Linked DNA regions of Homo sapiens: region 2 is linked to region 1. A link is a contact called in ENCODE Hi-C or POLR2A ChIA-PET data. All regions are on one chromosome and are shown on one strand. The core of a region is the stretch at or near the end of the contact, and the rest is flanking DNA. Distances in the headings are between cores, read along the strand shown.

Evidence for each region. Hi-C counts contacts between places; a loop is a spot of excess contacts on that map. ChIA-PET counts read pairs that join two places held with the same protein, here RNA polymerase II (POLR2A). Pooled maps may share reads with other maps.
Region 2: a loop to region 1 is called in a map of CD4-positive, alpha-beta memory T cell, with 30 times the contacts of the local background. The contact joins the promoter of PEX16 here to the promoter of LINC02696 in region 1. A Hi-C loop is called at or near these places in 1 of 168 maps with a recorded cell type or tissue (CD4-positive, alpha-beta memory T cell) and 9 of 50 pooled maps. POLR2A ChIA-PET finds 5 or more read pairs at or near these places in 1 of 52 experiments (activated CD4-positive, alpha-beta T cell).

The regions. Positions count from the first base shown.
Region 1 is chr11:45,353,154-45,358,831 of GRCh38, reverse strand. It overlaps LINC02696 (long intergenic non-protein coding RNA 2696), which reads right to left and starts at 3,461. Exons shown (of 2, transcript NR_120558.1): 1 at 3,230-3,461; 2 at 2,175-2,436.
Region 2 is chr11:45,916,034-45,921,711 of GRCh38, reverse strand. PEX16 (peroxisomal biogenesis factor 16) reads left to right here and starts at 3,835. Exons shown (of 11, transcript NM_004813.4): 1 at 3,835-4,012; 2 at 4,219-4,254; 3 at 5,409-5,485. The coding sequence starts at 3,901. It also overlaps a transcript of LARGE2 not described here. RefSeq lists enhancers at 4,011-4,080, 4,027-4,779.

The DNA of each region.
Region 1 (5,678 bases), core at 2,212-4,711:
CGTAGTTTCAGTGGCATAATAAGCTCCTGTATTTTCATCAGTTATCAATATAAACATTAGATGGCATAAAATTAGATGGCTCTTTAGAAATAATGTGTCATGTAACTGCCAAACTGAGGTGTAATCCAAGGTTTAATATTTTCTAAAAAGTGGGCCTCTTACTTTTTAGAAGAAGTGCAGCCCACCTGCCCAATTTCAGTTAAGTTTCACTTTTAAAGTTGCACAGGAGCCCAAGTAAGCCTTCACTTTGTATCTGAGCAGAACGAGGGCCCAGGAAAGGAAAGTTGCTCATGCTCTGCCCATGTGGTGGTGAACAGAACCACTGCAGGATACCACACTACTTTCTCCCAGCTGCTATGATTTACTGCAGCCTTATTGTCCTGACCAAGAATGAGACCAGTTTACAAGTATTATGCAGTCACAGACACATGGGCCCTACCTAGACCTCTGAATCAGACTCCTTAATGCTGAAGCCTAAACATCTCTACCAAGAAAAGTGTTCTCTAAGACTCAAGTACAGAGCATGTGCTGAGACAAGATTCTTCAAGCTGGTATGTGTGTATGTGCGGGCACACGCATGCTTGTACAAGTCTTAAGATGTCTAGGACATATCTGTAGAGTTGTTCTATATCATTTCCATGTTCCTTCCCAGACCCTCTGCCCTCCATCCCAAATGCTTTTCTTGCCCCTCTCCACTGTGTCTTTGCCCACATCTTGTGCTTCAGGCTCCACTCTATGTAGCATTTGACCCCCTGGCCTTTACCAGCCTTCCTGTTTCAATGTACCTGAGATGAGATGGCAGCAGCTTTGGGGAAGCAGAATCCATTCGTACATTCATTCATTCATTCATTCATATGTCACAGACTATTTGAAGTTCTGGGGATACAGTCATACAATATAGACAAGATGTTTATTTTCAGGGAGCTTACATATTAATGGGAGGAGACAGTCAATAAACAAAGGAAGATACAAGAAAATAGCAGTAATGATGAGTGTTGTGGTGAAACTGAATCAGGATGACGTGACAGAGAGTAACAAGGGGGTACATGAGTTTGGGTGGTCAAGGGAGGACTTATTTGAAGAGGTCACATTGAAATTCAGCTCTAAACAAGAGAGGGCCAGCTCTGCAATAACTGGGTGAAGAGGGTTCCAGCAAAGGGAACAGCTAGTGCAAGGACCCTAAGGCAGGATAAAACTTGGCAGGTTGAAGAAAGAAAGATAGTATGTCTGGATTATAGTGAGTGAAGGGGTAGGGAGTGGTACCAGATTGAGTCCAGATCACATAGGGCACAGTAATTAGTGGGGGAAGACAATAATTCTAAACACAAAAGTGATAGAATCTAACTTACATTTTAAACAAATATTTTGGCTGCTACTGTGTGGTGAATGGACTGGGATGGTGAAAATGGGTCAGAAGATTAGAAGCAGGGAAGTTAAATGAAAAGGATCTTGCAGTTAACCAGGTAAAGGATGATGATGCCTGGGTTAGGGTGGTGGAGATAAGAACAGTGAATGGATTTAGGATATATTTTAGAATAAAAGCGGATCGAATTTGTTGATGGGTGAGCTGTGGGGAATGAAAGAGGGAATCAAGATTGTTCCCAGGTTTTTGCTTTGAGTGCACTAATGATGGCACCATTAGTTGACATAAGGAGCCCTGGGAGAGGAAGAGATTGGGGGCAGGAAAGGAAGAGTTTGACTTAGACATGTTAATTTGAGATATTTATTAATGAACCCACTGAAGCCCCCATCTCATACTTTATATCTATCACTATACCAAGAACTATGAGATCCAAGACCTTGCCTTCCTTTTCAATTCCTTGTTAAGCAGGAATAAAGTGAAAAATTACTGAATAAAATATTCAGTTTTTTTGCAAAACACTCTTACGTTCAGAGGTTTGGTAGCAGAGCCATATCTTCCCAGGCAGGCATAAGTAGCCAATCAATCTCCATGTCATACCAAGCAACGGTCCAAGGGGCAAACTAATTAAAAATTTAATCCCATGATTTTCATCTTAATCTCTTTTTCCCATTAGCTTTGATCAATGCCTACAACTACAATTTAACCAAACTTTTCATTTAGATAAATGACTCAGTGGGGTACCTATTTAGTCCGTTTGTTATGAACCAATGGATAACTAAAATGTATATGCTAATTACTAAAGACCACACACTAATTTTCAAAGCATTTTATTAGCACAAAAGCTGTGTTCCTGTTATCAAATGAAATGCGCTTCCTATGTTACACTCAGTAGTTGTTCAAACCAGTTTCTCTTGACTTCAGTAGCCAAATTGCAGCATGCTGTGTAGGTACACAGTGCACTTGAGAAATGTCTGCACATCCCAACCCTGCACTATATCACAAGCAGTAGTGAAAGGTGTAGCAAATAAGAAGATTCCATGAACTTCTCAGCTACCTGAGACTTCTGCTGCACCCTGAAAAAAAAAATCAGGCTAGAAACCACATAAAACAACTAAACCAAACTGAATGCAGGGGCTGCTATGAGGAAGAATGAACTTTGCAGCCTGTTCCAAATGCTAAGGTGAAGGAGGTCCTTCCTGGCTCTGCTCACTAGGTGTGCAAGTCAGGAGATATTCATTTCGTGATCATCCTTTCCTATCACCTGTGGTGAAATTTCTACTGCTTTCAAGTCTTCCAGCCCCTATTTGAATGCCAAAATTCTTAAGTTCCTTCAAGTAAAAGAGATCTTCATTTTAAAAATAAAAGTCAATGGCTCTGGTCTCCTGTAGCCTTTTCAGCCCCTGTAACAGTGCTTTCTCACTTAGATTTTCACTGTCACTTCAATAAAGGGGTGAGAAGAGAGAACTGGCCTGCGATCAATGAAAACTATTCAGTAAAAACTCTTCATGCCAGACATGGCCCCAGAAACAGGAGGAAAGTTTACCAGACAGCAGGAGTGGGTGGTGGCTGGGTCCAGTGGAATGGGTAAACCTAAAAGGGGACGAAAATGGTTTTCAGGCTGCTGTGGCCCTCTCTACACACAAATTTTGTGGCCATGAAGTCCTGGCTACTAAGCATCATTGTCTTTGCGCAACCGCTGCACCTGCCACTTCCCTCAACCCATTAATAATCGGGTTCCTGGGAGGATTTTCATCCCCAATTTACTGGACATGCCTCCGAGCCACCTCCCCGCTCCGGCCCTCCCTCTCGTTGGTCGCCTTCAGACTCCCCCACACGCGGGACGGCCCCTCCCCCCACCCTCCTCACCGGCTAGCCGCGGCCAGCAGAGCCTTCGAGCGGCTCTGTCAGGCTGCCCTGGAGCGTAAGGAAGAAGAAGGCGCGAAGGAAGAAGACTTCCTCATATTCTTGGCTTCCAAGGGGCGCTAGGGCAACAGAGGGGGAAATGACGTAGCTTCCATCCCGGAAGCGAAAATTGGGCGCGGGTCCAGGAAGCCGCCATGTTGTGTGTGGCGGATGAGAATTTCAGCGCTCAGCATCTGGGTACCAGCAGAGAGGCCCCACAGAGAGGCTAGACTAACCGTCTCCGCCTCCTCTCCTTTCTCTGCTCCTCCCCTCCTCCCATCCCCCCTCCCTCTCCTTTCTCAGTGTACTAAATGAGTGCTTCAGAGCCCAGTGAATAGATGGACAAACATTTAAATTTCCTAGCCGGAAACACTGAAAAGATGAACTGTCAAGAGGCGTTTGAACCAGAGGGACTCCATCTTGAATAGGGGCTGCATAAAAGAAGGTGGAGACCTGCTGGGATGCATTCCCAGGAGGTTAGGCATTCTAAGTCACAGGATGAGACAGGGAGGTCAGCACAAGATACAGGTCACAAAGACCCTGCTGGTAAAACAGGATACTTAAAGAAGCCGGCCAAAATCCACCAAAACCAAGATTGGCAATGAAAGTGAACTCTGGTTGTCCCCACTGCTCATCATATGCTAATTATAATACATTAGCTTGCTGAAAGACTCTCCCACCAGCACCATGAGCATTTACAAATGCCATGGCGATGTTAGGAAGTTACTCTATATGATCTGAAGGCGAGGGTGGAACCCTCAGTTCTGGGAATTGCCACTCCTTTCCCCAGAATACTCTTGACTAATCTACCCCTTGTTTAGTGTATAATCAATAAATAACGTATACACAGTTGAACAGCCCATGCCGCTGTTCTGCCTATGGTGTAGCCAATCGTTTATTCCTTTACTTTTTTAATAAACTTGCTTTCACTTTACTCTTTGAACTTGCCCCAAATTCTTCGTTGCTTAAAGTCTAAGAATCCTCTCTTGGGGTCTGGATGGGGACCCCTTTTCATTAACATAACCACTTTACAATAGTTGAGGGTTTCAAGCACCAGGCTGGTGAGTACAGAGTACATGGCCCTGCTTTTCTTGACTTTGGTTACTTGGACTCAGGCCACAGCTGAAGAATACAGGAGGGAGGGAGGGAGAGAGAGAGATCATTGGGAAGCAGGTGGCGGCAGTGGTGGTGGTGGATTGGGTGTGTGAAATTTGCAGAGTTGGGGTGACTGCCAGGCTTCTGGGCTGATAGCTGGGAGAATGTTGGGCCATCACATACTAAAAGGGAACCACAGGAGAAGAAGCTGATGTGTGGGAAGTTTGGTTTTACATATATTAAGCCTTGAAGGTCTTCTAGGGGAGAAACTCAACAGGCCAATGGATGTGCCTGGTTTGATTTTTTAGATGACAGGCCTGAGCTAGAAATCTGTGCCTTAGATTCTTGTATATGAATGGTGCTAGAGCAGGAGCTTAGAAGAAATTGCCTGGTGGAGAGAATACCCTTTGGGAAAGAGGCGCAGGACAGAGTGTCAAGAGCTCTTCTACTAAAGAAAGGGAAGATGAGCAGGCAGCCCTAGGAGAGGAACCAGGGAAATGCGGCATTGCAGGGAGCAAGGGAAGAGCACTTCAGGAAGAGTAATTAGGTCAGTTTTGCTGATAAATTAGTGAGATGACTGAGCAGACTTTGTTGTTACCTGGAGCAGATTCCTTGGAATGGCTGGAGAAGGTCAGCTTGTGGTGAGTTGAGGAATAAGTGAGGGTGATGGTGAGAAAATGGAGATAAATGAACATAGGCAAATCTTCCAAGAAGTTGTCTGTGAAGAAATGAGAGTGATTCTGAAAGGAAAATGATGATTTTTAATTATTATTTTTTAAGATTGGAGAAACATAAGCTTGTTTTGGGGGGTTTTTGTTTTGTTTTGTTTTCTTGAGATGTAGTCTCACTCTGTTGCCGAGGCTGGAGTGCATTGGTGTAATATTGGCTCACTGCAACCTCTGCCACTGGGGTTCAAATGATTCTCCTACTTTAGCCTCCTGAGTAGCTCTGATTGCAGGCACGCGCCACCACGCTAGGCTAATTTTTGTATTTTTAGTAGAGATGGGGTTTCACCATGTTTGCCAGGCTGGTCTCAAACTCCTGACCTCAGTTGCTCCCACCTTGGCCTCCCAAAGTGCTGGGATTACAGGCACGAGCCACCACACCCAGCCAAAGCTTGTTTAAATATTGATGAGAAGGAGCCAGGGATTTTTTATGTTGATCAGCCCATGGACAAACTGAAGAGTGGCCTTGACTGTTTCCTGGCAAATGATAGTAAAGACCCTTGAGGAAAGAGTGCCTCTTTCTAATTCACACACATGGCCAGAGCAGCCGTGGATGAAAGTTTGATGCTGGAAGGTGAAGTATGTCCTGTCTT
Region 2 (5,678 bases), core at 2,586-5,085, 560 kb before region 1:
TCCCGCCCCAGGACTTGCCCTTGACGTTCCTTCTGGCAGCGGAGCCTCCCAGGGCTGGCTAGCACTCATGGAAAGTTGAAGTTGTTTGCTTGTTTATTGCAGGTCTCCCTCCCAGAATGTAAGCTGCTCACCGGACTGGAACCTTGTCTGTCCAGTCCCCAGTGCCCAACCAGGGCCTGCACATACCAAGTGCTCAATACCTGTTGAAAGTGGATTGGAATGAGAATCTCCCCTCCCATGACCTGGAAAGGGGGCTCAGGCTGTGTCATTTGCCCAACTTCTGGCTGCAAAAAGTGAGGCAAACTCAAAAGAAGCTGTGGAAAGCAGCCCAACCTGAGACCCCCTTTCTCTGGGAGATGGGGAAGGTCAGGCTTTGGGTCTCTGGAGGGCAGGGATAATGGTTGCTATGGAGACTGATGGTGGCTCCTTGTGCACCCAGAAATTGAGAAGGGCCATGCACTGGCCACTCAGGCGTCTGGAGCTTGAGCCTCCAGCCTCCCTGATCTTCATCTGTAGCCTAAAGCTGGGGTGGGGAAATGTGATTCCCTCTCCAGGACCCTCAACAGAGACGGTTTGTGGGGGTTAAACATGTGAGACCAGGCCAGAACAGTGGCTTATGCCTGTAATCCCAGCACTTTGGAAGGCCAAGGCAGGTGGATTGCTTGAGCCCAGGAATTTGAGACTAGCCTGCTCAATGCGGCCAAACTGTATGACTGCAAAAAATACAAAAATTGCTGGGCGTGGTGGCATGTGCCTAGTACTTGGGAGGCTGAGGTAGGAGGACTACCTGAACCCAGGAGGTCAAGCCTGCTGTGAGTTGTAATCACACCACTGCACTCCAGCCTGGGTGACAGAGTGAGACCTTGTCTCTAAAAACAAACAAACACCATATGGGATCCATAGTTGGGTGCTGGCCCAGGATGAGTCTTCAATAAAGGGGCTGGGGGAGTCAGTGCAGGAAGCTGGGTCTGCAGATCTCACTGTAGTCACTCACAATGTTGGCCCTTCTTCTGGCTCAACCTCACCACTCAGGGAAACTGAAGTGCTGAGATACCTGCTAGGCCCCCAAGGGGTTGTTCTGGGGGCGTGGAGGGAGAAAGAGGGACACGTATGGGCATATAAACAGGTGCTGTTCCTCTTGGCCTAAGACCCATTTTGACCCAGCTCTGCCCAGGACTTTGCTGTGTGACCCTATTAGACGAGTGAGGCTCCATCTCTGGGCCTCTGGTACTCTCGTAGGTAAATGTTGGACTGGTCTACCTCTCTTCCCCTGTGACTTGGGGCAAACTGAAGGAGAGAGGATACGGCTCAATCTGCCCAAAGGTCCTTCCAGCCCAACAAAGACGGCCAAGCCCAGGCAGGGGGCCAGGGAGCAGGGGAGGGGCCTCCTGCACACACCGCAACTCTTTGTCTCTGGGCCCTAATCCGGCCTGGGATCTAGAGAGGAAATTCAGGCAGCCCTGCTGCTGCCAAGCTGGCTAGACCCATGCTCCCCTTCCCAGTTCTGCAGGGAGGGAGAAGAAACTGGTTCCAGCCCAAGCCCCTTCCTATTCTGTCCTGGGGAGTCTGCCCCTCTCCCCTCCACACCTTGCTCTCAGAATCAGGACCTCCAGCCCAAGGAGTGCTGAAGAACCTCAAATTCTCTCTCTGTACCCTCTCCACAGCTGCAGAGGGAGGGCTGGAGGAGTGGCCAAACTGGAGGTTTGAGGAACAAGTTCACTAAGGTGTTGGTGCACAGCAGGGCCCTGCAGGGCTCAGTGGCTCACACCTATAATCCCAGCACTTTAGGAGGCTGAGGTAAGCGGATCACCTGAGGTCAGAAGTTCGAGACCAGCCTGGCCAACATGGCGAAACCTCGTCTCTACTAAAAATACAAAAATTAGTCAGGCGTGGTGGCGGGCGCCTGTAGGCCCAGCTAATCGGGAGGCTGAGGCAGGAGAATTGCTTGAACCTGGGAGGCAAAGTTTGCAGTGAGCTGAGATTGCACCATTGCACTCCAGCCTGGGCGACAGTGAGACTCCGTCTCAAAAACAAACAAACAAACAAACAAAAAACAAGGTGGGGCAGAGGAAGGGAGAAGGAGCCTCACCTTGAGGGCCCTGAGCCTAGGTCCTAATCCCAGTTGCTAACTGGCCTTATGACCAAGGAGCCTCAACATGTCACAGCTTTTGTGGGCTGTGGGCAGTAGGAGAGAGGGCACTGCCACTGGAGACCTGCGCTGTGGCCTCTTTGGCCAGTGCCTTGCTGTGCCATGTGGGACAAATCCTTTCCCCTCCTTATTGGGCCCTAATTTCCCATCTGTGAACAGTTCATAGCAACTTGGGGCTGCTGGGAGGAGGGCAAGCAAGCCTGGAACCCAGAGCGTGGCCAGAAATGATGTCGACGATGCCCATGACCACCTCCTCTGTTCTCCAAGACCTTTGCCTCTCCTCAGGCCCCTGGTCACCTTTCCCTGGGTCTTCGTTCTTTGATGTGAGAAGAGGGCAGCTTTAATCCCCCACCTGATAGAGAAGAAAACTAAGCTGTGGAGTAGGGTGGAGTGAGGGAGTGGAAGGAAGGTTGTGGTTTCCTGGTGAGGTGTGATGCTTAGACCTGGTCTCTAAAAATAAAATTAAAGTTAAAAAAAATGAATTAAAAAAAACCGCCTAGTCTCTGAGGTCAGAAAAGACCAACACTCAAATTTTGGCTGGGCGTTCTTAAAAGGATGCTTTCTTCATCTGGAGATATCTGGTGGAGAGGATTAGGTAAAATAATGTATTACTATTCTCAGGGTACCATAAATCCGCTGGCCCGCTCCCTCAGGCCACTGGCCCACGGCTCCACCCATGTCACGCCCCTTTCCCCGCAGCCAATCAGCGCTACCTCCCCAGAGCGCCCGTTCCCTCCACCACTCGCCGCAGATCTCCCGGTGCCACCCGTTCCAGGGAGGCTGCTTGGTTTGGGAAGATACTCCCCAGGGGTCTCCCCTTCCCTTGGGGGCGCAGCTGAGGACTGCGAGGTGCGTCCGAGGGCCAGAAAGCTGAGATCGATTCTGAGTTCAAGGATCAAGTCTGCCCTCAAACCATTTTACAGATCGGGAAATCCGAGACCCAGAGAAGGGATACTCCCGCCCAAGGGCCACCGAGCCGAGAGAAGCCCGGGCCAGGGCTTTCTTCGCGTATGTGGGAATGCAGGCGCGAGCCCTTTGGGGGGCACAGTCCATACGGGAGCTGAGGCCGAAGCCGGAGCACTAACTGTGCTGTCTAGGGGATCGAGACGGCACTAGAGGGCTGGACTCCTTACTGCCTCAGTTTCCCCAGCACTACCTTTGTTGAGGAAACGGAGATGGGGATACTGGCCGAACGCGCGCCTGCTGAGACACAGTGCAACTGTATTTAGACGCCCCGCACCTCCCCAAATCTGATCGAGGCTCCTTTTTTCAAGCACCCGCTATCTCTCAGCCCTTTAAAATCCGGCCCTGCCGTTCGAGTCTCTCGGCGTTCCATTGGAAAGACTCGGGGCTCCAGCTCCCTTCTCTAGAATGAACTGCTCTGACTGCCGCCCGGCTTTACCGGAGCTTTAACTGCGCAGGCGCAAGGGCAGCCAACCCGGTAAACGGAAGAGCTGGGTGCTGACGGCGCTGGGCGGGTCAGGGGCGGAGAGCGTGCTAACCAATGACTTGAGGGAGTAGGGGGCCGGGTTTGGGCCCTCAGTTGCTAAGGGCTACCCGAGTGGGAAGCGGTTCAAGAGATGGGGTGAAGGGTGGTTCACCGGTTCTTCAAGTCCTCAGCCTTCTGGCCCGCGGAAGTTAAGCAACCAAGAGGCGGGCCTAAGACCGGAAGCAGGAAGGAGGGCGCAGGAAGCAGGGCGCCGCAGCCTGTCGTACGGTCCTTCTGTGGGTCTGTCGGTGCCGAGGGCAGGATGGAGAAGCTGCGGCTCCTGGGCCTCCGCTACCAGGAGTACGTGACTCGTCACCCGGCCGCCACGGCCCAGCTGGAGACAGCAGTGCGGGGCTTCAGTTACCTGCTGGCAGGTGCCACCCTGACCTTTGATCAGTTCCTTCTGGGCCCTGACCTATGACCCCAGTGGCCCCCTTCCCTGCGGAGTCAGGGTAGTGATCGCTGTGCTTGAGAAGACCCGTCCAGGTTCCCAAAGGGCGTAGGGAGGGGATTTCCGGGACCCGAAGACGAAATGTGAGGCAGATGCTCACTCACACCTCCTTCTGTACCCTCTCCCCAGGTCGATTCGCCGATTCGCACGAGCTGTCAGAGCTGGGTGAGCCGGGCTCTGGGGGTGGGGGATGGGGGATCGGCTGCCTGGCCCCTGGTGAGTTCCCCAGAGAGGGTGAGCACCCCAGCCCGAGGACCTGGGCTGCCCGTTAGACACCTTGTGCTATGACTGAATCGGCACAAGGTCTGTTGTTCATTGTCCTGGGCCCTCCATGTCCCTAAGTCAAGAGACACGTCTGGGGACCTTATCTGAGTATTCACTACTGGCCAGGCGCTGGACTAAGTGCCTTTCTTACCTTTACTTGTTAATCCTCCCTACAGTCATATTAAGTGGTACTTATTGTCATCACTGTCCATTTAAGGAAGAAGCTCAGTGAGGTTAGAGAACAGTCACTGATGGTCCCAGAACCAAGATTCAAGTCTAGATCTCCCAGATTCCAGGATTCCCAGATTGTAACTACCTCAAGAGTGTTTGCCCAGTGACTGCTGTCACAGTCCTGAAAGAATGCACTGGGTTTTGAAAAGCAGAGGTGAGGCCAGGTGCAGTGGCTCACACTTGTAATCCCAGCACTTTGGGAGGCAGAGGCAGGTGGATCACGTGAGGTCAGGAGTTCGAGACCAGCCTGGCCAACATGGTGAAACCCCATCTCTACTAAAAATACAAAAATTAGCTGGGCATGGTAGCAGGTGCCTGTAGTCCCAGCTACTTGAGAGGCTGAGGCAGGAGAATTGCTTGAACCTGGGAGGCAGAGGTTGCAGTGAGCCGAGATTGTGCCATTGCACTCCAGCCTGGGCAACAAGAGTGAAACTCCGACTCAGAAAAAAGAAAAGTGGAGGTGGAATAGACCCTCAGGAACAGGCTGCCAAGAGAGAAAGGGCCAGGAGGTGGGACCGTGTATCTGTGGCAGTTCAGAGAGCGATGGGCAGTTGTGGGCAGCTGGATGACCAGTGCCATCCAGCAGGGCAGTAACTGGCTTGTCACTGAGATTGACCCATCCTTTCTTGGTCCAGCCACCCTTGTGAGATCATGTTGGGGAGAGGGGAGTGCTGAGGAAGTGGGTGGAGAAGAAGGTTGGTTTCCACATAGTCTGTGGGTGTCTGAGCAGAGCATGTGACAGGTGATCCCTGCAGCTCTGGGGAGAAGGTGAGAGGGATGGAGGCTGCAGAGCCAGCCTCTCAAGGCCACTCTCTACCCCTCAGTGTACTCTGCCTCTAACCTGCTTGTGCTGCTCAATGACGGGATCCTACGGAAGGAGCTTCGGAAAAAGTTGCCTGTGGTGAGAATTCTGCCAAGAACAGGGTGGGAAGCATGGGGACTCAGGAATGAAATAGTAGCAGCTAGCCCATGCGTGCAGCACATGTCTCATGGAGTATGAGACAGGCCTATGTCCATCTGAGCCTCAAACCATCTCATTAGGTGACCTGTAAAGTGTGAGTATTCCCATCTTAGATGAAGAGACTGTCTCAGGT